Linked DNA regions of Homo sapiens: region 2 is linked to region 1. Evidence: read pairs that join two places in POLR2A ChIA-PET (ENCODE). Cell type or tissue: PC-9. All regions are shown on one strand. Links, peaks and the distances in the headings refer to the core of each region. The heading gives the core; the rest is flanking DNA.

The links. ChIA-PET counts read pairs that join two places held together with the same protein. Peaks named below come from ENCODE experiments on the same cell type or tissue, not always from the same donor. Only the 100,000 strongest peaks of a DNase experiment are listed, where the experiment ranks them.
Region 2: POLR2A ChIA-PET joins it to region 1 with 6 read pairs; 2 of 35 experiments call an interaction of 5 or more read pairs at or near these places.

The regions. Positions count from the first base shown.
Region 1 is chr1:2,443,361-2,458,026 of GRCh38, forward strand. It overlaps a transcript of PLCH2 not described here. Among named protein-coding and RNA genes, the nearest start is that of PLCH2, 26 kb to the right of the region's middle. RefSeq lists enhancers at 2,231-3,065, 3,901-4,735, 4,790-5,084, 8,267-8,915, 8,916-9,563. In PC-9, for the core only: no CTCF peak of the experiment used is centred there; a DNase peak (open chromatin) is centred at 8,601.
Region 2 is chr1:2,596,256-2,610,921 of GRCh38, forward strand. MMEL1 (membrane metalloendopeptidase like 1) reads right to left here. Exons shown (of 24, transcript NM_033467.4): 5 at 13,415-13,576; 6 at 13,084-13,164; 7 at 10,719-10,814; 8 at 9,993-10,111; 9 at 9,303-9,368; 10 at 7,892-8,026; 11 at 7,629-7,718; 12 at 2,399-2,535; 13 at 1,952-2,045; 14 at 306-434. Among named protein-coding and RNA genes, the nearest start is that of PRXL2B, 17 kb to the left of the region's middle. In PC-9, for the core only: no CTCF peak of the experiment used is centred there; no DNase peak of the experiment used is centred there; H3K27me3 peaks cover 4,000 bases.

The DNA of each region.
Region 1 (14,666 bases), core at 7,040-11,039:
GGGGGGTGGGTTGTAGTGTCGCCGGGGCCCCTGTCTTGGCTTCTTCCAGCGCCTGGGCAAACGCCCAGCCTGGAGATGGGAAGCGCTCTCGGCCCCGCCCCCTTCCCGGTCCCGCCGGCTGGGGCCACGGGGAGCCGGAGGGAGGCGGAGGGGGAGGTGTGGGGAGCGGAAGGCCGCAGGAGCATCTTTGCGGAGAAAGTACTTTGGCTGCGGCGGGCGCAGGGCGGGCCGGCTAGCCCCGCGCCCCACCTGTTCTGTGCGTCGCGCTCGCCCGGTTGCGCCCGATCTGCCTCCAGCCCGGTGCCCGCCGCGGAGCCCGCGCCCCCGGCCCCCTCCCGGCGCGGGGCGGGCAGGGGGTGTGGTGCGGGCGGCACGAGTGACAGCGCGCTCCTCGCGCGGCGCCTCCACGGGGCGCAGTGTCACCGCGCACAGCCCGCCGCGGGCCGCCCGAGCTGGCGGGGCGATGCCGCGGGAGCCGGAGCCCCAGCCCGAGCCCGAGCCCGGCCGCTGACTGCGCCTCCCGGCCCGCAGCCCCCGCCCCCGCCGCCCTCGCTGCCCTCGCTGCAGCCGCCACGGAGACAATGGACGCGGGAGCCGCCCCGCAGAAGCACAGTAGGTGCCGCTCCTGCCGCTGCGCCGCTGCCAACCGGGATGCGCGGGTGGACGCGCGGGGGCGCCGCAGCCCTGGTGCGGGTCGGGGCTGAGCCGCCTGGGCTTCAGACTCGGGAGCGGAGGCTCGGATCGCGGTGGCACGGGCAGGGGTGCGGGCGCGGGACTGTGGGCGGGACGGGCGGAGCGGTCTTGAGCTCTCCGGATGGCCTCAGGTGCGGGGTGAGGGATCTGGGGGCCGCCCCTCGGCAAACTTTCCTTCCCCGGGCTTCTGCGGAGGTCGCACTGGGGCTGTGACCGTGCTGAGAATGACCCCTGCTGAGCCCAGGCCGGGCACCCCGATCCCTGCCGGATGGTGCCGCAGGGCACCCTGTGTGGGTCCGGGAGGTGCTGCGTGGACTTGCCGCATGGCACATCTGCCTGGGCTGCAGGTGCTCATCTGGGGGGAGCCGGCCTCTCCCCACACTAGCAGGTGGGGTGCAGCGGGCACTGCCCGGGCAGGCGGGAGCTCCGGAGGCCCTGGGGCGGCCCTGCTGGATGGTCTGTAGGACACGGGAGGGGGAAGTGTTTGAGTGTCCACTGCTGAGGGGTCTCCTGGGCTCTGGACCTGCCGGCAGAGCTACAGGGTATTCTTTAGGGAGATGGGCTCTGCTGGAGCTGGTGGAGGAAGATGCCAAGGAGATAAGAGGCTTCCCCTCCCCTCCGCTCCCCGCCTCCCACACTGTCTGGTGACACTGGAGGCAGCCAAGGTGGCCACTGATCCCCACTGTGACCACTGAGACCACTGGAACTGCCCTTCCCCCATGGCCTTCTCCCTCCAGGAGAATGGACCCGATCGGTGTCCCCTTCGTCCCCTGACACGTTGGTCTGGGGAGGCGGGGTCACGGTGCCCCAACACCCCTGACTTGGGGAGCCCATGGTGTCTGCCTGCCTGGGTGTCTGATCCTAGAGACTCCTTCAGCGAGGTGCAGCCTCAGAGGGGATTCAGGCACCATGGGAGGCCGGGGAGGGGCAAGTCAGAGGGCGGAGGCCACTGTCCTATCTCCTGCTTGGTTGGTGGGGACAGAAGCCAGCCTGTTGGTCTCCCCTAGGACCCTGGGCTGATGGGAGAAGTCGTCTCTAAATTGGCCCCCACTATGTTCCCTCTGCACTTAAGCCAGGGCCACATTCTCCGCACTGCCCTAGGGGAGGGTCTGGGGTCTGGAAAGGATGAGGGAGGCAGGTGTGCACTGGGCAAGTGGGTGCCTGTGGCTGTGCTGAGGGTCCCCACAGGCCCCTTCCCTGAGGCTGAACGCCTGATGGCCCTGCCCTCTGGGAGGTGAGAGAGCTGAGCCTGCAGCCTCGTCTGGACGAGGCAGGGAGGGAGACTGGCGCCTGCTTGGCATGTCCCCAGGGAAACCAGGGCAGTGAGAGAAGAGGCTGGAACAGGCCTGGGCAGTGGTCGGGGAACTGGTGGGAGTGTCTGCTGGACAGTGTGTAGAAGACTCGGGGCTCGGGGCTTGGTCTGGTGGCCTTGGCCTCAGATCCCTGAGCATGAGGCTGGGGTCAGGCCTGATGTCCAGCCTCTGGCAGAGCTGGCTGTGGGTGGGGAACAGCTGGGGGTACGGGGGAGGGTGGGGACAGGTTGGCAGCGGCCCCTCCTGTGGGTGACCAGGTAGGGACCCTGCCCAGAGGGGGGAGGCAGAGGAGCTGGTGGGCAGGAGAGACCCCCTACAGACCCTCCTAGGTGGTGGTGGGGGCCTGGCAGCCCGGTTCCCGAGGCCCTCACTGCTGCTGCTGGAGTTCAGGTGACATAATCTGCACGGCACACACGGATTGCCGTAAGCCGCAGCAGCCAGGTCTGACAATACGAGTTGTAATTGGATTTTAATTTTTAATGTCCACAACACATGAAGAGCTTCGGACCAATTTGTGTATCTTCTGTTACTCTGCGCCTAATAGGACCGCTTCATTAGCTGCTGTCGCACCCACAGTGCCGTCTGTCCGGGAACGGAGGGAGCCTGGCCCGAGCCCCATGCCAGAGCCCCAAGAGCTGCCTGCCACCTGCTCCAGTGATGGGCACGCCGACGGGAGGGGGGCTGAGGACCAGCCCAGAGGGTCCCTCCCGCTGCCTGGCCGGGCTTCCACCCCCGTCCTGCTTCCCTGTCCACTGCAGTCCTAGCCAGGGTGCTGCCCCTGGCTGCCAGGAAGGGGTGGCCATTGGGGGCTTGGACATCAGTGTACCCACTGAAGGCCCAGCTTCCCCGCTGCTGCCCACTCTGGGGCTGTCACAGGCCCCACTGGGACTCTTGTCTCCAATGGCCCCTGGGCACAAGTGGCCCTGGATTCTGGGGTTCCATTGCCACTCACCCCCCTATTCACTTGTGGCTCAGCCCTGCCTGCGATTTGGGGGTTGAGGCTGGAGTTAAGACCCTGTAGCCAGGTCTCCCGGGGCTGGGGGTGGGGTGGCCCTTGACAGACTGGGGCCCCAGGCAGAAGCAGGAGCTGTGTGCCTCAGGCCCCTCCCTCCCCCCAGCTGCAGGGGTCCCAGGAGGCGGGGCAGCTCCGACTCCGACCGCCCTCCGGATTATTCTTAGGTCTGTTGTGTAACAGGCGCACATTGGAGGCAGAGGGAGGAAGGGCTCCTGGAGATGTCTCCGGCGGCAGCAGCTAGCCAGCCGGGAGAACAGCTTTTGTCCTTTCCACTCGCCCAGCACAAAGGGACAAAGGAGGCTGCCTCGGCTGCCCAGCCCAGCTGAGAGCTGGCCAACCTGGGCCCATGCAGAGGGGTTGGGCTGGCAGAGGGGTTGGGGCTGGCAGAGGGGTCGGGGCCTGCAGAGGGGTCAGAGCCGGCAGGAATGTGATCATCCCTTCACTGCCTCATGCTCCCCAGGGCTGGGCTGAGTCTGGGCTGGGGCTCCTTCCTCCTCCTGCCCCTGCAGCCCCGTGTGTGTGTGCACACCTCTGTGCCCATGCACAAGCACCTTTCCGGGGCCAGCTTCAGGCAGCACGGTGGCCTGGTGGAGGTGGAGGTGGCAGAGGGTACCCACCCCAGCCTCAGAGCCGCCCTCAGGGCTCCTCTTCCTGCCTTCCTCTCCCACCCCCTCATGTGCTCCCAGCAGCCTTTGGGTGTCGATTCCGGGGTCTCCACCCCCGCAGATGGGAGCAGGCTCCTCATGCCTGCCTTCTGAGCTCCCAGTGCAGATCAGACTCTGTGCGTGAGGCTCCAGGAGGAGCCAGGCTTGATGGCAGAAACGAGCAACCTGAGGGGCTTCCAGGGCTAGGGTGGCTGCAGGGTGGGGCCCCAAGTCTGTGGGGGGAGGCCCATTTGCTCACCTCACCCGCATCCTCCAGGACCACTCTGCCTTCAGCTCCTTCTCCCGGATCGCTGGACCTGTGTTCCGCACACACCTGCACACAGCTGTACAGTCACTCCCAAGACGGCTAAGCCAGCCTTCTCAGGGCTCCCCCTCCCCTCCCCCAGGTTCTGCTGTGCTCCCAGGGTGCCCTCCCACTGGGGAGCAAGGAGGGACATGCATAGTGGGTGGAGATTCCACCAGGGGAGGCCCCGTGTTGAGGGCCTGCAGCTCCAGGGAGGGGCCGCTGACCCGGAGCTCCACTGTGACCCTTGACTGTGACTGAGCTGCTGACCCTGGAGAGACTGGAAGGCAGGAAAGGCTTGGGGGTGGGGGCAAGTTGCTGAAATGTCCCCAGCTTGATCTCTCAGGTTGGGCCCAGGGAGACGCCTGACTGGAGCTTCAGCGGTGGTAACCTGGCCTCACTCCTCCCTGATGTGGCCCGGTCTGCCCACTTCGGGGCAGCTGCTCTCTGAGTCTTTGGGGTCTTTCCCTCAGCCCACCGGGGACCAGCCGACCGGGAACCGGGGAATACAGAGGATGTATTCCCTGAGGATGCATGTGCTCTGCGGCAAGGCCTGAGGTCTTTCCGTCCCTCCCTGGCTGCGGGACTTTGGCAGGGCACTCGGCCCCTGCTTATCCCTCCCTCCCCTGCGGTACCAGGAGAGTCAGTGAGATCATTCAGACCAGGCTGTGCCGCAGTGCCTGTGGGTGGAGGGCATGGTGCCCCTGGCTGCTGTGGTCCTTTTTCCCTGGTCGTGGCCTCCAGGCAGCCAAACCCAGGCAAAGGTGACCCTTGTCAGGAACGCTTTGCTGACAGCTGGGCTGCCCTTGCCCTCCTGGAGCGCCAGGTGCCCCGGGTGTCTGGAGCACCACGACATGGAGGGGTGTGTTTCCTGCAGCTGCTGGGACCGGCTGCCGTGCACTGGCCACTAAAAACGCCGCACGCTTATTCTCTCGCAGTCCTGGAGGCTGGAAGTCTGAGGTCAGGGTGTGGGTGGGGCCGCGCTCCCTCTGCAGGCTCCCCGGGAGGAACTTCCTGGCCTCCTCCAGCTTCTGGTGGCTCTGGCGTCCCTTGGGTTGTGGCCGCCTCCTGCTTCTGCCTGTCTTCCCTCGCCCTTCTCTCCGTCTTCTCTTGCGCCTCGAGTCTCCTTTGTCCTGTAGGATCTGGGGCCTGCCTGGGTCATTCGGGACGATCTCCTCGGCGCAGGCCTTTCACTGAGCACGCCCTCAGAGACCCTTTTTCCAAATAAGGCCAAATTCACAGGCTCTGGGATGCGGATGTGTTTTCTGTCGGGGGTCGCCCTTCAGCCCCCTACTGTGGCCGTGTGCTCCACCCCAGCACCCCCGCCCGAGGCAGGCCCTGGAGCTCACGCTGCTGAGGTCCCACAGGCCCCCTGGCGCAGCCTCCTGGCTCCCCACCATCCCCCCTGGTGCAGCCTCCTGGCTCCCCACCATCCAGTCTCTCCCTGGGTGGGGTCCTGGCTCCACAGGTGACCAAGAGGGGTACTGGAGGCCTGGACGGGCCTCACTCCATTCTTAGGGAGCGGCTGCTCCTGGTTCCCAACCACAAGTCACATCACTGCTGCCCCGGAAGGCACCTGGGGCCTCCAGAATGCTCGTTTCGTCAAACTGTTGTACGTGGCTCCTTTGCTGGCGCGGGGAAAGGGCCGTGGGCTTGGGCCCTGGAACGCATCCCAGGATCAGTGGCTCTGCAGGCTCCAGGCCCCACCAGCTGCTCTGAGGAGGCTCAGATGGGTCTGGGAGTCCTGGTCGGAGCTGTAGCAGCTTCACATCCCCCTGGACGGAGGAAAATGCAGATTCAGCACCCCCACCCCCCGCCCCCCACCACCCAGAGGTTGGAGCTATTTCAGTAGAAATACATGTTTTAAACTGGGGCGTCTGGCCAGCCACGGTGGCTCATGCCTGTAATCCCAGCACTTTGGGAGGCTGAGGCGGGTGGATCACCTGAGATCAGGAGTTCGAGACCAGCCTGGGCAACATGGTGAAACCCTGTCTCTACTCAAAATACAAAAATTTATCTGTGTGTGGTGGCAAGCACCTGCAATCCCAGCTACTTGGGAGGCTGAGGCAGGAGAATCGCTTGAACCTGGGAGGTGGCAGAGGTTGCAGTGAGCTGAGATGGTGCTACTGCACTCCAGCCTGGGTGACATAGTGAGACTCTGTCTCAACAAAACCAACCAACCAACCAACCAACCAACCAACCAACCAGCAAACCAGGGTGTCAAGGCCCACACTTGAGGGAGTGGTGTCAGGTGAGGTGGGGGACCAGGTCTGCAGCAGCCTCTGCCTGGCCTGGGTGGGGCAGCTCTGCCCAGGTGGTGTCACTGGGGTGGAGGACATGGCTCTGGAGCTGGGCAGACTTGGATCCCAAATCTGCAACTGTGTGGCCTTGGGCAATGGACTCACTGCTGAGATGAGCCAGCAGTAGTATGTTATGGGCAGGGCTGTGTGGCTGCCTGTAAGCTCTGCCTAGCCACCTCTCAGGGACAGTGGCTGCCCCAGCCTCGCCCCGTCCTGCCCCTGCTCCGTGACGCTCCCTGGAACTCAGTCATTCTCTGGGGAACCAACAGCCCTCAGAACTGAGTTGCAGCTGTAGCTGCAGTTGTCTTTGATGCATAAGTGGGAGGCTGGCCTCGGACTGGGCTGCCGCCGCCAAGCTCAGCCCTGGGGAAGTGGGTGAATGAAGCTGTTTCTCTGCATACAGTGTCTCCCTGGCTCCCCTGGGGTCTCCTGAGCCACCTCAAGGAGCCCCGGCCCCTCCCAGCTGGGCCCGTCCCCTGAGGCTTGTCCAGGAACAGGCACCCTGGGCAGAGGTGGCTTCATCCGTTGCTGTCCCCTTCTTGGCTGGGCCTCGACGGGGGGGCAGATATCGGGCACCTCCTCCCAGGAGGGAGTTTGGTTTTTGTCTGCAAAATGTGATCCTTCGAGAGCTGGTTCAAACACCCAGCCATTCCCTCCCTCCCCGTGGGCCTCCAGCACAGGCGGCCGGTCCTCTGGGTGCCTCGTTAGCTCACCAGGACGTGCCCCACTTTTCAGAGCCTCTGCTCTACATGAAGTGAAGATGGGCTGGGCCGTCTGGGATGTTTCCCGCGGCATTCAGAACACAGAAAAGGAGCTCGTTACCAAGTGCCCCCAACTCGGCCTGCCTCCCTATTCAGCCTGCGCCCTATACAGCCTGCCCCCAACTCCCTGCCTGGCCCCACTCCCCGCTTGCCCCCCAATTCCCCACCTGCCCCCTAACTCCCCACCTTCCCCCTCACTCCCCACCTGCCCCCCACTCGGCCTGCCCTCCAACTCCAACTCCCCCCCTGCCCCCCGCTCCCTGTCTGCCCCCCTGCTCCCCGCCTACCCCCCTCTCCCCGCCTGCCCCCCCGCTCCCCGCCTGCCCCCCGCTCCCCGCCTACCCCCCGCTCCCCGCCTGCTGACTGTTGCATCCCAGGTTCCAGACCCTTGGACCAGGCGCGTTCAAGGCCAAGCACGTGGGACCCCAGCCTGGGCTCAAATCCCCACCTGTCCGCCCACCAGTTGCTGGACTGTGGGTTTTGGGGACATACCTGTGTCTCTGGGTCTCAGTTTCCTCATCTGTGAAAAGGGGGTGACAGTGGTTGTGAGGGTGAGCAGGTGACTTGTAGAGAAGGAGGGACAGCTCGGCAGTGGGACCCCCGCCTGTGCTAGGGATGTCGGCTCCCAGGACACAGCCCTGGCCCTGGCCCTGCCATAGGGGCTGTGGCTCGGCCACCCAGCACACGCTGTCTGGAAATAGGACTTGAGGTGCAATTTGGGGCAGGGCCTGGGGTCCAGGCCAGCAGCTGGGCCGAGTGCGCTCCAGGAGGGAGGCCTGTTGCTGGTGTCCACGTCAACAAGGTGCCGGGCGCTTCTCCACTCCCCAGGGCCCTCCCCCTCCCAGCCAAGGCAGGCGGTGGTGGGCTTGCCTCGTGTCCCGATTGTGGGGTCTGGGGCCAGAGATGTGTGTGCCTCCCCGGCCCCCGAAGATCATACGCAGTAGCGTCTCCGAGGGATGCCACTAGCAGTGACAGGCAGAGATTGTCGCGGAGAATGTGGCTGATGGAGGTGCGTTTCTGGGCTGTACAGATCAGTGCCGCCCCTCTGGACTGATCAGTGCTGCCCAGCTAACCCCTGGCAGCCCCAGTAGGGCTTCTGGAGGAAGCCCCTCTACTCCAGCCCCAGGAACTGGCTCCAAGGGCCACCGTGAGGCCAGAGAGCCGCGACCCACCAACATGTCCTATCACCGTGGAGGGCAGCCCTGTGGGAGTCTGCGCCATGGGTGGGCTGGGGGCTCTCGGGGGCTCTGACCCCTCAGAGGGTCAGCCACCGTTGGCAGCAGGGAGCCCTTCCCCCAGACCACAGCCCTGGTAATGGGGGCAGGACAGGCCAATGGGACCCCTCCCTGGGGGCTGGGCAGCGAGTTGGCCCCACCGGCCTGGGACCCTAACGTGCTCTTGGCCCCAGCCCTGCCCCCACTGCGTCTGGGCTGCCGGGGGGGCGGTGGGTGGTGGTGGGGGGACTGTGATTCAGGCTGAGCTGTCACGGATGCCTGTCATCGGCATGCTGGTGGGGAAGTGTCTGTTTGCACAGAAAACACGTTCTGAGCCCCGGGATCTTTGTCATCCTTCAGAAATGCCAACCCTGTGAAGTGAGGTCTGCTCTGCCGTGGGCCTGTCGGAGGAGGCTGAGCAGAGACTTCCGTCTGGGCCCCGAGCTTTGGCAGTGCACGGGAAGGCGCCCCCTCCCTCTGGCCCGAGGCTCCCTTGCTGGTAGGGGCAGCGGGCAGCCCCCACTGCATTGCTGAGCCTGGAACCACGGTGGCCGCCGTGTGCAGCCAGGTGTGCAGAAGGACGGTGGAGGCTGAGTGCAGCTGGGCCGCACGACCCAGGATGCTGGAGCTTCAGGGAGCAATCCGGAGGTTCTCCAGAAGCCGCTGAGGCCTGGGTCCCCCTGCCGCCCCCCATCCCCCGGCCCTGCCTGGCAGGTAGCAGCCCCGTGGAAGTATTTCATCTTGGCTGAAAGGCAGCAGCTGCCGTCCTGGAGTGAGCCCCGTGGAGGGGGGCCTATCTGGTGGGGATGGGAGCCCTTGATCCTGCCTCCTGCTCTCCCTCCTGCCCTGGCCCTCCCTGCCTGTTCCCTGCCCCAGCCCCTCTGGCCTTTGGGAGCGGCCACCGTGAGCAGCAGGAGGTGAGGGCTGGTGCTGAGGTGGGGTCCACCTCCCTCCAGCGGCGCCTTGCAGGCATTCGGGGAGCAAATGCACCGTTCACTCCACCCCAAGCTGCCCCAGAGAGCAGCAGATGGGCCCAGGGAGGGGCTTAAATAATTCACAGGCCCTGGGGACAGGGGATGCTAGCCTAGGGTTCCCCAACCAGAGGCTGGGCATGAACCTCCCTTCTGGGGCGCCTGGCCACCCAGTCAGCCTTGGTCCTGGGAGGGCCTGGAGCTTGGCCAGTCGCTGTCCTCAGCTGACCGCCGCTGGGCCTGGCCCCGGGTGCAGCAAGTACACAACAAAGGCAGTGCCTTTGTTGCCCGGAGCTCAGCAGAGCCTAGAGGAGGACAGCCTGGAGGAAGGGTGCCTGTTGGCACCTGGTCCTGGCTTCTCAGGCGGGAAGTCCCGGCTCACCCCACCCCTTCCCATGGATCCATTCCCGGTGGGGGCGCCCCTCAGTGCTCTCAGAGTCCTGGCTCACCCCGCCCTTCCCCGTGGATCCATTCCTGGTCGGGGCGCCCCCTCAGTGCTCTCAGAGCTGGGACTCCTCACCACCTCCACCCAGGCCTGGGCCGCCCATCCCCCACCGTGCTACAAGCCTCCTGCCTGTCCCCCGATCTTCCAGTGGGGCAGCCGGGACAATTTGCCAAAACGCAAGTCTGCCCCCCGACAGCGCCAGTGCCCCCACTGTGCTCGAGATGTGGTCTGTGGGCGCCGTGCTCCCTGGGGCCCTTCCCCGTGTGGTGCTGCTTGGGAGGTGAAGACCCCTGAGGCATATGTTTCCAGTCCGCCCTGTTATCGCCCATTGCAAAGATGAGGACATTGAAGCTGGGGATGGCAGGCGGTGCAGGGGAGGCCCTTGTCCTATCTGGAGGGCTCACTGGGAGCGTCTGTGCACACCGCAGGCCCTCCCCAGCCTGGAGAAGGGGGCCACTGGCCCCGGAATGCTGACAGTGATCTGGGCTGAGACACGGGGCTCACAGGACCTCCTTCACGTGTCCAGGGCCAGTGTCTTCACAGGGCCCTGTGGCCTTTGCCCTCCCCATTGCCCAGGGCCACCCCCCTCTGGCAGGGGCAGGACCCTCCACCACCCCTTCCTTCCACCCCCTGTGGAGCAGAGCCCCATCCTCCCAGCAGAGGAAAGTGCACCCCAGTGCCTGCTCTCTGCTGCCTCTTTCTGGGGTCCTTGTTCCTGTGTGCAGCCCCTGGACACCCTCTCCTGACTCCAGCAGATGCCAGCCCTGGGTCCAGCCTGGTGCCTGTCCCCGTCTCCCGGTGGGGAGGGCTGCTATGGCTTCCAGGGTCCCCAGGACTTTGGGCAACGGTGGCGGGGGCTGCTGGAGGGGCCTGGCCTGCGCCTGCCGAGTGGGGTGGGGGAAAGAGGGCAGGCCCCAGCCAGTGTGGGGGCCTCTGAGAGCCGAGTGTGTGGGGGCCTCTGAGAGCCGAGTGTGTGGGGGCCTCTGAGAGCCAAGGCTGGTAGTGGGGTTCCGGGGGTGCCGCAAGCCACCCCCACCCCGAGTCTGTCACCCACCTATGGGTGCCCACTGTGGGCATAGCCATGAGGGCCACCTGGCCTCTCCAGCAGTCCGGGCTGGGTGTTTGGCCTCCCCGGGGCATGTCCTGGCTCACCTGGCTGAGCTCCTAGGGCAGGAACTGCCTGTTCCCTTCCTGCCCTGCAGCACTGGAGGTGACCTGGGCCTGGGCCCTCCAGTTCCCCGATGGCCAGTGCCCCGCCCACCATGCCCGACTCACCCTGACACGTGGGGATCCCCAGGCAGCCCCGAGACAGGGTCTTAGGGCTGCCTCTGCAGGACCCTTGGAAGTGCAGGCCCTTGCTCAGGAAGGGGTTGATGGTGTGGTATGGCAGGAGGCGGCACCACGTGACATGCTTGATGTGACATGATGTGGTGTGGTCCCCTCCGGGAGGATGGTCTGTGGAGGCTCAAGGCCATGGACCTGCTACTCCCCAGGGGCTGAACCAGCAATGCACCGAGTGGACCGTGTCCCTTTACTTGGTAGGGGTGGCCTGATGGTGGACCCCAGGCCTTCCTGCCTGGGACCCTGCAGGGCCTCTGGAGCCCCCTCCCAGGTGAGGCCTCCGAGTGGGGAGGGGCCAGGACCTGAGCCCCAGTGGCTTCCCCAGGGGCCCCCAGGGTCTGGGATAAACCGGGAATGGTGGCTTCCCTGAGAGCAGCGCCCTGGCTCGGCCCCTCGGTGTCCTGGCCCTTGCAGGGCTGTTGGGGCAGGGCCTGTCTCCGAAGGTCTGTGCACTATGTCCTTGGCCAGGTTTGGGGCTCAGTGGCAGTGTGGGTGAGACAGAGCAGGTGGCTCGCGGCTCAGGAGCCCCTTGGAGCCCTCTCACTGTCACCAGTGGAGTGTGCGTCACCCCCAGAAACCTGTTGTCCAGGCTGGACCCTCCCTGCCTGGGGGCAGCCAGGCCTCGGCCCCCCATGTGGCCTGAGCACATGCGCCCAGCTGTGCTCTGACCCCCACCTGCTCCAGAAGGCTCTGCTCCTCCCTGAAGCCTCCATGGGCCAGACCCCCATGATGCTGAGCCCCCAGCGGAGCCGGGACCTGGCTCTCCCCTTACCCTTGAGACCATGCTCTTTTCTGAGATAGGAACTCAGCCGACCCATCTGCAGGCTTAGCCCGGGCATGGGACCCTCGGCTGTGGGAGCTAGGACGGGCGGGCACCTGGAACTGGACGTTGGCTGCGTGATGGCCAGTCTAGGCTGGGTGCTGCCCAGAGGCCCGGCAGGTCCCTGTTCCCCGGCCTGGCCTGAGCACCAAGGTGTCGGGGCAGGAGGACCCTCGGCCCTGCCAGGCCCCCTCTGCATCCCTCGGTGTGGGTCCCCAAATTTGGCGGTTCACCCACTGTTCCCAGGGCCTGTGCTAGGTTGGGAGACACCCCTCAGGGAGAGCACGTAGGGGCACAGGGTCCCCAGAGAAGGGCCTACTGGGGGCGCAGGGAGGCTGGCAGCCCGCCTTCCTGCAGGTGGAGTTAGACTCAGTGAGTGTGAAGGATGCTCTGTGGCCACCATAGCTGGAGCAGCTGCCTGTGGGGGATGCCGACGCTTGTTCCCTGGGGTCCTGGGGGTCAGGCGGGGGCAGGAGCAGTCAGAAGCTTCAGAGGAGCGGCCCCAGGGCCTTTGCTGCAGATGGAGGCGGGAGGCTCCCAGGTGGCAAAGCGCACCTGCTGCAGGTGTGAGAGGGCCCAGTTCGGGGAGTATGGCCACCGGGAGCCCCTCGGGCCCTCCACCCCCCTGCAGGGCCTCCCTCCCCGGCCGTGCCCCGGTCTTCACCCTCCATACCTGTTGAGCCGTGCCGTGGGTGGAGGTGAGCATCCCGCGGGCGGGCTGTGTGCGTGTGTGTGCCTGTGTGCTCGTGTGTTTAAGTGTATTTTTAAAGCGGCTTTGCAGCTGTGTTTGACTCACTTCCATTCTCTGGTAGGAGCTCGGCAAGTGGTGCACTGTGGGTTATTTTGGGCTTGGCAATATTGCAATTATTAGATTCCGTGTTTGTAAGGAAACAGCGTCGCCTGGGGCAGCATTGGCTGTGGGTGGCGGTGTTGATGCCGTTTGGGATGCGGAGCCCAGAGGGGAGGCCCAGCTTGTCCCTTGGGCCTGTCACAGGGCTATCAGGGTTACCAAGCCGCCAGCACCAGATCACCTGGTGGGCAGTTTCTCCCGGGCCTTTGTCGGATTTAGGCCTCCCCTGGCTTCCGAGCGCAGCCCCCCCAGTTCGTCCCCTGGGCGCTGGCTCCTACCTGACCTCATGGCCGCTGAGCCCCGCAGGGTCTTGGAGGGGCTCCAGCCCAGCTTGGGAGGCGGGGCGGCCCTGGGGGGCGGGTGGCGCTCTAGCCACGCGCTCTGGGGCTCGTCAAAAAGACTTAAATTGCCCCTTGCTCTCAGCTGTGCCTTAAAAAGCTGCAGGTGGTGACTCAGTTGTCACCGTCACTGTCACCGCTGCCGGTGCTTCTGGGGACGCGTGAGGTCACCGGGGTGGCTCGTCCTGTGCAGCCCCCGCCCCCGGCAGACCCGTCGACCCCTTGGGGTTGGGGGACATGGGGGAGCTGCTGGAGCTGGTGAGACGCGGCCTCCGTCGGCTTCCTGCCATGGCTGTAACTTGAGGGAGCCGCCCTCCTTGGGCCTCAGTTTCCCCCTCTGAAGCCAGGGAGCTGGGCCTTCCTCTGGACTTGGTTTGTCCAGGGCTCTTGGTGGGAGGTGCCCACCCTTCCTGAGAGAATGGGCCCACTTGGTAGGACCTTTTTCTGCCCCTTCTAGGGCCAGCGGAGGGGCCCGTGCTGGGTCTGCGGAGAGCAGGTCTCACAGCCACAAGGGGCTTCCAGGTGGGAAGGGACCCCAGGTTCACACCATGACTCTGGCACTGTGAGGGGCGATCCGCACCTCCTCTAGGCCTTAGGCAGGTCCTCTCTGTCCAGCCAGGGCCCCTACCTGTCATCTCCATTTTCAAAGGGGCAAGAGCCACCTACCTCCAGAACCCCCCGGGGCTCCAGTCCTCAGGCGCCTGGTGTGGCGGTGGTGGCTTTGGGTCCGGCCCTGGTGGTCTTCTCACACTGGCCAGCCCTTGTGCAGGATGGCCTGGGGCTGGGGGGTACCCAGGGCTCTCTCAGGTGGGCTGAGATGTGAACTGACCAGCTGGCAGCTCCGTCCATCAGCAAGGACAGGAATGAGGCCTGGGCCTGCCTGGCCACGCTGGGCTGGCCCGCCCTCCACTCAGTGGGGACCTCTCCTACCCTCCCTGCTGGGCTTCAGGGGCCTTTCCAGCCATGGCTGGGACCTGTGAGTGGCCAGGGGCTGGGGGGCTGCATGCTCCCAGTGGCCTCGTGGCCGTGATCACAAGGGGCTGAGTGCCCTCTGCCTCAGCTTCCTGCCACTGCAGCTTCTCGCCAGGGTTCCCCAGCCGCCTGCTCCCCAATGTCTCCTGGCCTTCCTCCCGGGACGCTCCTTGGGTTCTGAGATCTGCTGAGATGGGGCCTGTGTGTTGCGGGACGGGGCCGCACCCACCCTGGGGGAGCGGCTGAGCTGCTGGATGGCCTCCTGCCTCTCAGGGGCCCAACAGCGACCTGCAGGCAGTCAGGGAGGACTCCCTGAAGGAAGCGGTTTCCTCAGTGTCTGACCACAGGGCAGTCACAAGTTCCCCAAAGGCGAAGGTGGCTCACCCCGAGTCCTGGCTGCACCCTGGTACCCACAGCCTCGTGTGGAACATGAACCATCCCGGTCCCAGGAGGCGCGTGCTGGGAGCGGCTCCCAGCCCTTGGATGATCTTTCCTCTTGCCTAATGGGCAGGCTGCTTTCTTTTCTGTTTTAGACCTGAAAAAAAAAAAAAAAAAGCATTTGCCAGCATAGCACTGATGGCCACCCGGCCCATGCTGTCCACCGGGCGGGTGGTAGGGAGGGCAGAGAGCAACGTGCGGGCCTCAGGCACCAAGGAGGCCGCACAGGCAAGGGGCTGGTGGGCGC
Region 2 (14,666 bases), core at 1,150-5,149, 150 kb after region 1:
GGTGGGGGGATGAGATGACAACCCAACTTCAGGGTCCTCCCTGCTGGGCTGTGGGTCCTCGTGGGCCAGGGGCAACTTGTACCACCTGTGCCTTTCCCAGCTGGACCTGCAGGGCTCAGGCTGGGGCCCAGTGGCCGGCTGGGGTCAGGGGCATGGGGTGGGCACGGCTTCCCTTAGCCTCCCTCTGTCTGGTGAGCTGGGGCAGGTGCCCCTGAGCCTGGGCGGGGTGGGAGTCTCAGGGCAGGGAGGCTCGGTGTCCCTGTGGAAGGCTGGCCCCGCGTGGGCCATGGATGAGGGGCGCCCACCATGCTCTTGCTGTCTCCAGGGAACGCCTCCCTGACGTAGAGGGAGCCCACGGCGTTCTCCATGTTGCTGTTGACGTAGCCCACACATTCACGCCAGCGCACCTCCTCCACCATTGTGCCAAACAGCGCCTGGTGGGGCCACCCGATCATCCCACGGGCCCCCACGTCAGCCTTCCCAGGCCTGGCGTGGGGCCCTGGGCTTACGGGGTGAGCAGACCCACCTATCCTCAGCCTCAGGGTGCCCCGGGGCTAGCGGGGGCACGGGATGATCTCAGCCTCACCTCTGGGTGCTGCTGCGGCGGGGGGAAGGATGGGCATGGTATTGTGATTGGGGAACTTCCGCAGACTGAGAGCTGGGCCTTTACCCTGAGGAGTTGGGGGGGTTCCTCCCCGGCCCCTGTCCTGGTTGTCTGGCTGGACTCTGCTCTCCAGGACTCCAGCCCCAGTCTCAAGGCACAGGGCTGGCGCTGACCCCAGAGCAAGGCCTGGGACCACGTCCCTCTCAGCCACCAGCTCCCAGGGCCCTGGTCTCTCCATTGTTGAAGCAGCTGTGAGAACACCTGCTCATCTGTCCCCAGGGACACAGGAGCACGAGACTCTGGGCCCCAGACTCAGGCAAAGCCCAGGGAGCACTCTGCCCAGCGTCCTGCCACACCTTCTGGGCTGCAGGACTTCCTGCCCTTTAGGAAAGGGAGGCAGCCCTTTCTTCCTCCCCAAAGCTCCTAGACTCAGTGCCCCCCTGACGCTTGACTCACAGATGTCTCTGACCTACCCCCCCATGGCAACAGGAGGCTTGACTTGCCCCCAGCTTGCCTCTGCCTCAGTCTCCCCATTGCAGTGGGGACCTCTGTCCCTCCCATTACTCTAACAAAGGTCTTGAGAGTCCCGACTCCCCTCTGCCCTTAGCCCCTATACCCAATCCCTCAGCTGCTGCGGTCAACACCTCCCCTGCGTCTGTGTGTCTGCCAGCACCATGGCCAAGCCTGTCACCTCACCTGGGTGACCACATCGGCCTCCATGCTGACCCCGCCCCCTACTCAACTCACTCTCCCCAGAACAGCCAGAATCCCCCTAGGGCCTCCCTGCGGTTCCTTGTCTCCACCCTCACCCCAGCCCTGGAGCAGCCACAGTGACTACAGGAGCAGCATATCTGACCGCGTCTCTGCTCTTAGCACCCCTGCGGCTTTCAGACAGGGAGTACAATCCAAACCGGCTGCTGTGGCCCGTGGTCACCTCGCCTCCCTCCCTGCCATCTTCTCCTTCCTGTCCGCTGCTGACCACGGGTCCGGCCCCTGCCTGCTCCTGCCTCTGGCCTCTGCACTGGCACTGGCTGTTTCTGCTCCCGGGAAATCACCCCGCCGCCTCTTCAGGCCTTTAAGGTCTCAAATGTCGCCTCCCCGGAGCAGTGCTCCCTGTCCTCGTCCCTCCCTGCCTCCCCGCCACATCATACTCTGCGGTTTTGGCAGAGCTACGTTCTGCCTTGTTGACTGTCATGGTCCACTCCCCACTGGGGTGGGCGCCTCGCCCTGCCTCGTCCATGGCTGTGACCCTGGTGTGGACCTCGGTGTTTGCCTACAGCTTATGCTCAGCATCGTGGCCTGAATGAATGAGTGCCCGGCCAGGCTCTGGGCAGGGAAGGGGCTCACCTTGCGGTAGTTCACTCGTGTGTCCTTGAATCTCTGGCTTAGGCTACCAATGCGGTCCAGCACCAGGCGCCAGACCAGGTAGTTCTGTATGGTCCTGGGGGCAGAAGGTAGAGGGTGAGGGGAGAACAGGTGAGAGGTCTTTGCAAGGGAGGAGATATGGCTTAGGGCCCTTGGCCAGCACGTTCCACCCCAGAGAGTTATGGGTGCTGGAGAAAACCTCCAGGACAACCACCTCCAAGATCCAGCCCATCTGCCCCGGGTGCTTGGGATGTGACACATTTTTAATGTAAGACTCCACTGGCCACTAAAGCTTAACCCCTCATGTCCCACACCCCTCAGGGCAGATGCTTCATAGGGTCCCCTCCTGGGAGCAGAAGCTGTGTTGGGGAGGATGGGAGAGCAGGGGCAAAGATGCTGAGGCCTTTGGAGACCCTCCCTGGGCCTCACCTGGCTGAGTAGGTGTCGATGATGTTTTCAAGGTTCTGCAGGTAGGGGATGCCATAGACCACCACTTCCTCATCTGGCAGCAGCTTGATTTTGACAGAGGATAGCACAGTTTGTATGAACAGAGTCCAGTTAAATCCCTGCAGATAGAGGAAGTGGGGAGAAAGAGGGAGAGAGAGAGAGGGAGAAACAGTTCCTGGGAATCTAAGAAACCCAGCCCCTGTTGAAGAATGTTCAAGGAATAAGAGAGAAGTGCAGGTAATCAGAATCAGGAAAGGGTGGGTGACATTATTACAGAGCCTACAGCTGTAAAAACCCAAGCGATCATGCAGATATATGCGAAAGCCTAAGTATAACAGGCAAGTTCCTAGAAAAACACAACTTAGCAAAAATGACAAAAAAAGAAATAGAAAATATGAATAGTCTTCTAGGTTAAATAAATGGAATATTTAATTTGAAACTTTCCAATAAAGAAATTTCCAGACCCATTTGGCTTCACCAGTGGATTCTATCTGACATTTAAGGAAAACTGCCAATCTTATTAAAACTTTCCAGAGATGAGAAAATGCTTTTCAACTTGATTTATGAGGCCAAGAATAACCTTGATACCAAAATAAGGATATTATAAGCAGAGTAAATAATAAGCCAGTCTCGTTTATGTCATAGATACAAAAGTTCTAAGCAAAATATTAGCAAATAGAACCTAGCCATACTTGTATAAAATGCTAATATATCACAGCTGAATTAGATTTATTCAAGGAATACAAGTTTGGTGTAACATTTGAAAATAAAATAATTTTAATTCACTACAATAACTGAATAAAGGAGGAAAGTCACATGATTATTTCAACAGATGCAGAAAAAGCATTTGATAAAATCTGCCATCTATTCATAATAAAAACTCTTGGCAAATAAAAATAGAAGGGGTCAGCCACAGTGGCTCACGCCTGTAATCCCAACACTTTGGGAGGTCGAGGCGGGCAGATCACCTGAGGCCAGGAGTTCAAGGCCATGCTGGCCAACATGGTGAAACCCTGTGTCTACTAAAAATGCAAAAATTAGCTGGGTGTGGTGGCGCATGCTGTAGTCCCAGCTACTTGGGAGGCTGAGGCATGAGAATCGCTTGAACCTGGGAGGCAGAGGTTATGGTGAGCTGAGATCACTCCACTGCGCTCCAGCCTGGGCAACAGAGCAAGACTTTGTCTCAAAAAAAAAAAAAAGATAAAAAGAAAAATAGAAGGAAAATTCTATAACCTGATAAAGGAAATGTATGAAGCAGCAGAAGCAACAAAAACAACTCCATAGCAAACATAACTTTTTTTTAAATTTATTTTTGAGACAGAGTCTCGCTTTGTTGCCCAGGTTCAAGTGCAGCAGTGCAATCTTGGGTCACTGCAACCTCTGACCCCTGGGTTCAAGCAATTCTGCTGCCTCAGCCTCCCTAGTAGCTGAGATTACAGGCATGTGCTAACACACCTAGCTAGTTTTTGTATTTTTAGTAGAGACAGGGTTTCACCATGTTGGCCAGGCTGGTCTCAAGCTCCTGACCTCAGGTGATCCACCTGCCTCGGCCTCCCAAAGTGCTGGGATTACAGGCATGAGCCACCATGCCTGGCCAAACATAAAATTTAGTGGTAAGAATATACGTGCTTTTCTTTTAATGTCTACTATTATGACATCAGCATTATGCTCAAAATCCTGTCCAGTTCAGTAAAAGCAAACATGAAATAAAGCCAGTAAGAACTGAAAGAGAATAAATAAAACTGGACCAGGTGCGGTGGCTCATGCCTGTAATCCCAGCACTTTGGGAGGCCAGGGCGGGAGGACTGCTTGAGCACAGGAGTTCAAGACCAGCCTGGCCAACATAGAGAAACCCTGTTTCTGGGAAAAAAAAAAAAATCAGGCAAGGCTTGGTCATGGTGTATTCCTGTGGTCGCAGCTACTCAGGAGGCTTGAGCCCAAGAGGTCAAGGCTGCAGTGAGCCATGACTGTGCCACTCCACTCCAGTCTGCATGACAGAGTGAGACCCTGTCTCAAACAAACAAACAAACAAACAAAACCCAACCCCCCTGTTTTTTTACAAATGATATGATTTTGTTTATTCTACAAATAAATAACCAGAACTAATAAGTGCATTGAGTAAGACTGCATATTTACAAAGTCAGTATTTCCATATATCAGCAACAAATAAGATAATTTCAAAATGATTCTATTTATAGTAGAAAACCAAACACCTGTAATTTATCTAATAAAATATGTATAAGAACTTGACACTGAAAGCTTTAAAAGTTATTAAGAAAAATTGAAGCATAAATGGAAGCATATATCATGTTCATGGATTGGAAGACTCAGCATTGCAAAGTCTCCCCAAATTGATAGAGAGATTCAAAGTGATCCCTATCAAATTTCTAGCAGAGTTTTCTTTTTGTGTGTGTGCGTGTATGCAAATGGAAGGCAGATTTTAAGTTTTATGTGAAAATGCAAAGGACTGAGAATTATCAAGACACTCTTGAAGAACAAAGTTGAAATATATACTCTATTGACTATCAAGACATTATAAAGCTGAAGGAGTGATGGTGGTAGGGGTTATCACTTGGATAGATAAAGAGACCAGTGGGGCAAAAGAGAGTCCAGAAATATACATATGGGCCCACGCATAGACACACAGGAACACCTGATTTATAACACAGAAGGCACCAAGACCAGGGGCTCACAGGGGGCTCTTTTTAATAAATGGTGCTGAATGACTGGAAATCCATAAGAAAGAAACAATTCCTACATCTCACTGTCCATTAAAAAAATCAACTCACAGTAGATTGTAGACCTAAGCAAACCTGAGGGTAGGCAAAGAGTTCTTTAGCAGAACACAAAGAATACTAACCACGAAGAAGAGATCTGCACACATTTGCTAAGCCAATAAATTGGACCATTTAATAGCCTCCATTGAAACAAAGAAACCCTTATGAGAGTAAAAAAGCAAGCTGCCCAGTGGGGAGAACATTTGTACACATAAGCTGACCAAGGAGTCACATCTAAAATAGGTAACTCCAAGAATCAATCAGAGAAAGATCGCCCGATAGAACAAATGGGCAAGACTCAAACAGACGTTCCACAAAAGGGAATGGCATTGGCCAATTGACAGGAGATGGCGTTTAACCTCCTCCGCCCTTGGGGAAAGTCACATTGAACCCAGATGAAACCCCACTACACAGGTGCAGAAACGGCTGAGAACGGACACCACCCAGCACGGGCGAGGGTGTGGCACCAGCCGCTGTTGGGGAGCGCACATCCCTGGATAATTCTGGGGAAAGACAGTGCCTGTTACTGTTGAACAGATGCGTGTGCTTCCACCCAGCAATTCCACTCCTACCCACTTGCCTGCCACAGGCACACACAGGCATGGGCATGACAACATCACTCAGAAAAGGCCCAGAGACAGCACAGTGGGACCCGAGTTGTCGCATGTTCTTAGAGTCAGAGGCCACTCAGCAATCTAGAGGCCACGTCAGGGACCGGCCTCCCTCCAGGGAGAAGTCAGGGTCTCTTCTCCAGGGAAGGAGGCAGGCACAGGGGCTAGGCAGGGGCATGTGGGGGCTTCTGGGATGTCGGTGGTCACGTAAGTCTTGATCTGAGGGGTGATTGTGTGGATGTGTTCACTCTGGGGCGATTCTGAACATCATAAATGCATTGTAAACCAAATGTCCCCAAACCCTGGGCTCCTGGACGCTCCCCTGAACCTGCCGCTGTGATGTCTCCACGGCAACCTCAGGCCATCTGAGCTCTCTCACTTCCATATTTAGTCCTTTTGCAAACCCTGTTGGCTCCACTTCCAAAATCAACCCCAAAGCCACCTCCACCACGGGCACCCCCCTTGGCAGAGCTGCCATCTCTTGCCCGGGCTACGTGGCAGCCTCTGATTGGCTTCTCTGCCACCTGCCCCGTCCCCTTCACTCACTCTTACTTGTGAACCAGGTCACGTCCTGTCATACCCCCACTCCTCTCGGGCAGAGTCTGAGACTTTCAAGTGGCCCCCGAGGTCGGACACGGCATCCCCCGCTTTACTTCCTACTCCATCTCTCTCTAGCCCCGGTGCTCATTAGCTGGGAGTCCCTGCCCCAGACTCTTGGGGAACTGCTGTGTGAGCCACACTGGCCCCAGATGGCCATGGCCCTTGGTTCTCTGCAAGGCTTTACCTCCTGTCTGCTGTCCTGGCTGAGCTCATCCTGCCCCCTTTCTGGCTTTCTGACACGTTTTAGAGGTCACTCCGCTTTTCTGTCCCTCTCCCGCACCGGAACCTCGATCGAGATAGGCCTTTGTTTGGGAAGGGGATAAAGCCCAGTGCCAGAGCAGAGCCTGGCCCCACTGCGTGTGTTCTGGGCAGCGGGGTGTTGGGGAAGGTGTGTCCCCGCAGGCCAGCCCTGGGGACCAGAACCGATCTAGGGACCACCAGCCTTCCAAGGCACTAGGTGCCCTGGGGCGAGGCTCTCCCCAGAGTCTCTCTGTCTTGCCCTTGGCAAGAGCTGTGGCTCCAGACACTCAGGGACATACTCTGGTTGAGGGGGCAGGGGCTTTGGACCCCCTTCTGCCCTTGCCCTCCCCCCACTGACTTGGGCACCCTTTGCCGAAGCTGCACGCCTGCGCCTCCTGGGGGAGGAGGCCCTCGAGAAGGCCAGCTGCTCCAGCAGGGTGAGAGTCGGCTGAGGGAGTGGGGGACTTGCCCCTTCCCAGGCTGGGCTGCTCCTCTCCAGCCCCCACCTCAAAGCACAGGGCGGTGCCTGGCCTGGGCACTGGGCAGGGGAGCGCCTGAGGGTGTGGCCAGGGGGAACTGCTACCCTCAGGGCAGGCAGGACTGGGAGGAAGCACCCTGCTAAGGTTCTGAGCGGGACTTGGGGTCTGAGAGCCCTGGGTGGGACCCTGTACACCCCCACACATCAGCAGCCCCCTGAGGCCTCCGTTTCCTGCTCAGAAGACCGGGGCCATCACAGCACCGCACAGATGGGTGACTCTGTTCCAGGATGGCACAGTTGGCACTGCTGTCCCAGTGACATTAGTAATCGTGCTGGTGCTGCTCTGCAGCAAGTTTGGGTGATCAGGTACAGGGTCTCCCTGCTCGGGGATGGGGAATGTTTCTGAGCTTAAATGCCAGGCAACGTGCCCTCTCAGAGGGCCGCTTCCATGTCCCCCACGAGTCTCCACCCGGCCAGTGCCGGCCTCCTGTGTGGTGTGGCCTCACCTTCAGGCCAAACTGGCTTTGCAGCTCCTCCAGTCCCATCCGGTGGTACAAGGCGATGACGTCGTGTCTCTCCTCCTGGGGTACCGTGGCCTGTGCCGGGGATAGCAGTCACACGGGCGGGTGGCCAGGATGCCCCCTGGGGCTCCTGGCCCAGTCCCTGCCTGCTACCGGCCCACCCAGCACCCCCTCACCTTGGCCAGCCACACCGCCTGGGGCTCCCAGCCCACTCGCTGCCCGCTCCCCACCCGCCCCGGCCCCCTTACCTTGGCCAGCTGTGTCTCCAGCTCCAGCACCTGCACCATGTCCTCCTGCACCAGGCAGCTGTCCCTGGGCAGGTTTGCATCCTCCCGCAGCAACGTGGCCACTGACACCATGAACTGCAGGTAGGCTTCCCGCACCTGGGCCAAAGGACGCCGGGCAGAGCTGGGTGGCCTCAGCCACCATGGCCCCCAGGGAGTTTTCTGTGGGGGTGGGGTGGGCGTAGGACATGGGGAAGCCCCTAATGCGTGTCCACCCACCTTGACCAGCAGGCTCTCGGGCACACAGAGTGCCGAGTGGGAGCGTCTCAGACGCGTGACCTGTGCCCGAGCCACTGGACGGGGTACCTAGTCTGCAGGGCTGCTCAGGGCTTAAACTGTGTGGCTGCCTATAAGGGTTTGCACAGGTGGGTGCTGGGGCTCTCAGTGCTGGGGTTGGGGTGCTGGGCTTGGGGTGCCAGGGCTAACTTGGGCCTGCCGGGGCTGTGGGTGCCAGGGTGGTGGGTGCCGGGGTGGTGGGTGCCAGGGCTAATTTGGGCTTCCCTACCCAGGTGCTTCCCGGCCTGAGTGTCTGGAGTGGGATCCTGAGGAAGTTTGCTCCTCAGGGAGCTGCCTTCCTCGCGCTGGGCAGGGCTTCCCCAGTGCAGGCCAATGCTCTGGCCAGGCTTGGCCCATAGCTGCCTGGTCTGAACACATGGCCAGACATGGCGCTTTTGAGACACTCCAGTCCCTCCTGCTCTGGCGTGGTTCTCTCAGCCCCACTGCTCCACCTTTGGCCACACGGCCCTTCCTCTGGGCTTGGTCATCCTTCAAAGTCTAGTTCATAGCCCACCTCCACCAGGAGGCCCCCTGGATTGTGTCTGGCCCTCTGGGGCATTCATGCCTCATGCCTGTTCACCTCTGCCCTGGTGCTGGATGCCTTGCCCTCCTCACCTGCTCCCTGTCCTTCCCCACCCTTCCCTGCACCCTGGGCTAGCCCTGGGCCTGCCAGCCTCAAGGTCCCCTTGTCCACAGTGGGGGTCCTCATCCCTCCCCTCTCTTGACAGCCCCTTGAGATGGAGCAGGCTCGGGGCCCAGCTGCCTGCACTCAGATCTCCAGGGGCCCTCCTGGGAATCCGGTGCTGCAGAGCCTGGGTCTGTACTGACGGGAGGGGGATGACAGTTCTGCCCCATGGGGCTGCTGCTGAGCTGAGCTTGTCCCCAGGCCTGGCCCGGGTGTTGAGGGAACGTCCCCCAGGATGGTGGCAAGCAATAGGTCACGTCTGCACCCGCCACCCTCAGTGCCGGGCTCAACCTCCACAGGTGCTCACTAACACCAGCTTCGGGGAGGGAAGGCCAGGTGGGCAACGGGAAGGCCAGACCACGGGGTAGGGGGTGATGGGGGGGTCATCTGGCATTGCGGTGAGGACCCACCCACCTTCCGGTTGCTGCCGCCGTTGAAGTAGTACTCTCGGGAGGGCATGCCCAAGGTGGGCTGGTCTATCTGGAAATACAGAAGGTGTGACCCTGGGCAAGGGGCCCGGGGTCCCCGCAGCCTGGCTGAGGCAGGCTGCAGCCGCCTCCCCACAGGACTGTGCCCCGTGCACACGTGCTCTGCCCAGGAGCTGGTGGTGGAGCTTGTGCCGGACCCGGGAGGCCAGACCCTGCCCCGAGTGATGGTGGGGGCGCTGGGCTGGACTGGAGAGGGTGGCGGGGGTGGGGTGGGGAGGGGTTCAGGCTGTCCCGGGCCTCGCAGCACCCGCGGCTCCCCCAGAGTGGGGCGCGTATTTGTTTCGTGTGTTTCTCTTTGGCCTCCAGCCCGTGGCCAGCAGTGGATCCCTGAGGTCAGGCCTCCTGCCCCGGTTCCAGCCCCGCTGTTCAGGAGCCCCCGCCCCTCTGACCAGAACCGGGTTCTACTGTGGCCCCCAGCTTGGCCAGGAGGCCCAACAGAAACTCCAGCAGCAGCAGCTCGTTCCCGGGCCCACGGACGTGGACAGGAGCCAGGAGCCCAGGTCCCAGGAGACCCCGGAGCTCCCTGTCGGCCTGGCCCATCCTTCTGCTGTGCTGCAAGAGCCCCCAGCCAGGCTTGGGGACCCTGCCTACCCCTGCCCACCGGCGCGGCTCGTACGTAGATGATGTGCCGGCTGGAGTTCTGGTCGTCGTTCCAGATGAAGAGGTCGATGAGGACGCGCCTGTTGAACTGTGAGTTCATCAGCGCCAGCTGCCGCTCCAGCTCCCACTCGAGTCCTGGGGAGACAGTGCCCCGCACTGGAGACTGGCGGGCCCTGGGGCCCCAGCCCGGCCCCTTGTCGGTGAATCTGGCCTCCGGAGCCAGGAACTAGGGGGCCATAGGGTGGGGAGCTCACCTGTGCGCCTTAGGGGCTGGGGGATGTGGGAGACACTTTCCCTAACAGCCCAGGAGCCACAGGCGGGCCCCCAGGTGACCGGAGGGGGTTGGGAGCAGCATGGGGTTGTCAGGGCTGCCAGCCACGTGAGGTGCCACTCCTGCCCCCGGGGGAATGGAGCACATGCTCAGAGTGGGGAGCCCTGGGGCCAGGGCCTGGCCGGAGCCTGGCTGGGGCCTGAGTGTCGAGCGCTCCTAGGGGCCGAGGAGGGGCACCCCTCTGCAGGGCTGGATGGGACTGGCCACGGGGCACCAACTCCCCAGCATGGAACCTAAACCACCTCCCAGGACCCTGAGGTTGCCCCGGCTGGGTTGGGCCTCTTGGGGCTCCTGAGAGCAGCCAGCTGGGGGTGGGGGTGGGGTCCCCTCCTGGAAGGCCTCAGACCGAAGGAGCCCTGGTCCTGGTCCTCCTTTGTCTGTCTGTGAGGCTGCTGCCAGGCCCGGCCTTACCTACGGTCTCGTTCCACCTGTCCATCGCCACCGGCCAGCCTCCCACCACCTCCAAGATGTCCAGCAGGGGCTGAGAGCCTCGCTTCTCTATCACACCTGAGAAGGGACGCAGTGGTCACTCTCCCAGCCTCCCTGTGGCTCACGTGCCACGACACAGAACTGTGGGGGCGCCGTTGGCCGGCGTCACAGGTCCCCACAGCCCCTGCAGTGCTCCGCGAGAGGCGGCCTCCCAGCCTCTGGGCCTTTACACCTGCACCCTCCCGTCACAGGTCAGCATCTTGGCAGCTCTGCAGCGCAGGAGGCGGAGGCTGAGACTGGACACGGGCGTGAAAGGAGACCTGGGGGCTGAGAAAAGCACATGAGCCCCGGGGGACAAAGAGGATGATGGGAGGCAGCCCCTGGGGCCTGGGAGCCGGCCAGCAGGCGAGGAGCCTGGGAGAGGAGAGGAGGCTCTGGGATCAGGCCAAGCCTCGGCGAGGACTCAGGCAGCGGTGGGTGGGCTGGGAGGGGGCGCGGGGTAGGCAGGGGAGCCCTGGGGCCTGTGTGTGTCCTGTGTCTCGGCTCAGCACGGTGGGGCCCCGACAAGCAGGGCTTTTGCAGTCGAAGATTAGGTAAAGGTGGGGACGCGGAGATAGTCACTGTGGGAATAAGTGAAGACCACCCACAGGGCAAAGTGAAGGCTTCAGTGCTGGCACAGCATGGCAGGTGCCCCGTCAGGTCAAAGGCCTGCAGGGAGCAGCAGGGCTTCCTAGTGGAAGAGGGGAGGCCCGAGTGGGCTGAGTGGGGGCTGCTGGCCTGGGGAGGCTGTGGCGGGCTCACTAGAGGCCGGCCTCCTCTGGGCTTGGCTAGGGTCCTATGCTGGAGGAAGGGACAGACATTCCAGGGGAGGCTGCCTGTGATGAGGCAGGCCCCGGCTGTTAGGGGCCGGATGCCGTGGGGAGTGCCGTCTGACCTCCTGGGCTGCCCACTGGGGATAAAGGGCTGGGTTCCCGGCTGGGCTGCCGGTCCTGAGTTGCGTTCCAGTTTTCCACATGGTCTGGCCCCTGCCGTTTGTATATTCAGCCTCTCAGGCCAAAAATTAAGTAAAGGCGAGGACACAGGAAGTCATCTCCAGCTGGGAGTATTGCCCAGAATGGGGGCCCAGCCTTCTGTTTCCATGGGGAGGAGACAAGCCCAGCGCACCCAAGCAGGGGTCTCACGGAGACGCCCCCTAAAGCCAGGGTCCCAGCGAGTTCCACAGTCAGGCGGAGGCTCCACGAGACCCCCTGGGCAAAACAACCAGCCCTGAACCCTGGTGCTCAGCGGAGAAGCTGTCTCTACAGCAGCCACAACCACAGGTTGGGCCTGCAGACCCCCAAGTGGAGGAGTTAAACGGTGCTGGGCCGGGGGTGCTCCAAGCACGTGAATTCCTTTAATAGGAACTGAAACATGGATAATCTGCCCCCCACACCACACACACACATCCACATACATCCACATGCACACACAAGCACATATGACACACATACAGCACACACATAACATGTATACACACATAACACATATACACACATACACATACACACATACACATACACACATATACACATGTACACAAGTACACACAGCACATATATATACAGTACACACATATACACATAACACACACATACATGCACACACAACATACACATATGCACACACAACACACCCATAGAATACACACATATACACATACATGCATGTGCACATAATACACATATACACTATACACAATACACATGTGACATGCACGTAACACACATGTGCACACAATGCACACACATATGTACACACCGCATGCATATACATATACACATATACATAACAACACACATACATGCATACACAACACATGTACCCACATGTACACATGCACAAACCACATGTAACATATATAGATACATGCATGAACACATATATACACATACACGTATACACATATACATACACAATATACATACATATACACACAACACACACATATGCATATAAATGTATAATATGCATGCACATATATACACATACTCATATCCATATAATACACACACACACACACACACACACACACACACACACACACACACACAGTCTTCCTGCAGCCTGGAACGTGTGGCCTGTGCTGGGGTTGGGGTGTGAGTGAGGCCGCAGGGCAGCTGGCATTACTGCGAGCCTGGACCCTGTGGCTGGGAGCGGGACACAGCACATAGACCCTCTGGCATGAGTCCTAAAGGCACCCACTCCTACCCTAGGGGCAGCCATGGGGTCCTGGGGCTGCGCTAGGCCCTGGCAGGGGCAGCCCGCCCCCGTCCCCTGCCTCGGCCCCTTCCTGGCGGCCCCCACTCACTCTGGTTCATGCAGGAGCGGTACAGCGTCCTGGCCTTCTCCACAGCCGGCCGGTCCTTGGCAGTCGAATTCTCCAGCACCGCTGTGGGCACAGGAAAAGGTTGGACAGAGGCCTGACGAGGCTGCAGGGGCCAGGTCACAGGTCCCTACACCCCCTGAAGTGCTCGGCGAGAGGCGGCCCCCCAGCTGCTGGGTCTTTATTCCCTCTCCTCTGCGCCCACTGGACCAAGGAGGAAGCACAAACAGGGGCGAGACACAGCCAGGACCAACTCCTGGCCCGGTGCTGTCCTGTTCGGCGTCACCCCACTGCACCCCCGGCCGTGCTCTGCCACCTTTGAGGATGACCTCCAGCTCGTCGCGGAGGACGTCAAAGATGCTGTATCTTGAGTTGGTCTCAGGGATCACGTGGCGCCGCAGCCAGCCTCCGCATGCAAACTGGTAGAAGTCGTCACACGGTTCCGTGGTCGGGTCCATGTTCTGGAGGATCCTGGCAGCTGCTCGTCCCCATGGCGTGGAGCAGGGAGAGGGGAGACAGAGAGAGTTGTGGACAGCCCAGAAGCCTGTCTCCCGGTCCAAGACACAGCCTGGTCCCTTGGGAAGGGGCTGCTGTCCATCCAGTCGCAGCTGTGTGCCCAGGGAGAGTTAACCACCCTCTCTGAGCTGCAGAGAGGGAATCCCCCAACCTGGATTCAGTGCTAGGGTTTTCACTTATTTATTTTTAGAGACAGGGTCTCACTCTGTTGCCCAGGCTGGAGTGCAGTGGCGTGATCACAGCTCACTGCAGCCTTGAACTCCTGGGCTTAAGCAATCCTCCCACTTCAGCCTCCTGAGTAGCTGGGATAACAGATGTGTGTCTCCTCTCCCGAATGCCTTTTTAAAAAATTTATTTTAGAACAGGGTCTCGCTGTGTTGCCCAGGCTGGTCTGGAACTCCTGGGCTCAAGTGGTCCACCTCGGCCTCCAGAGTTGCTGGGAATTCAGGCATGAGTCGGCTGGGTTTTCACTTATTAACCACTTGATCTTGAACCCCAAACCCTCCGAGACTCATTTCCTTGTCTGTGAATCCGGGAACACCAGCGGTCTGACTTGCAGGCTGAGGCGATGGCTGAGATGGTGCCAGCTCACAGGAGGTGCTCAGCTGGTGACCATGCCCTGTAAGCCGGGCCCAGCTCCTGGCTGTCCGCCAGGGCCTTTCTGTTCTGACTCTGCCCCCTGCCCCCTCACTCATCAGTGTGCTTGGTCCCCAGAGGGAGGGACGACTCTTACCACCATGGGGGTTTGTATTCTGCTAGAGGGGTTGGCTTTGCCCCAGGAACCCCGAATGTGCACAGGACAGGGGAGACCCAGGCTTCCCACTGAACGCTTTCAACTGGGGTAGCTGGGCTGCACCCCCCGACCAAGAACCGTCCCTCAAATTCTGTCCAACTTGGTCTTGGCCACTCCACCTCTGGGGCTGGGGACCTCACGGAAGGCGTGTCCACAGGCCCCCCAGCCCCCAGCACGGGCAGAAAAGCCACAGTCCAGAGCTTCTCCACTATTGGCGCTTTCACAGCATGTTAACAGTTTTTGTCATCTGCAAATAGCG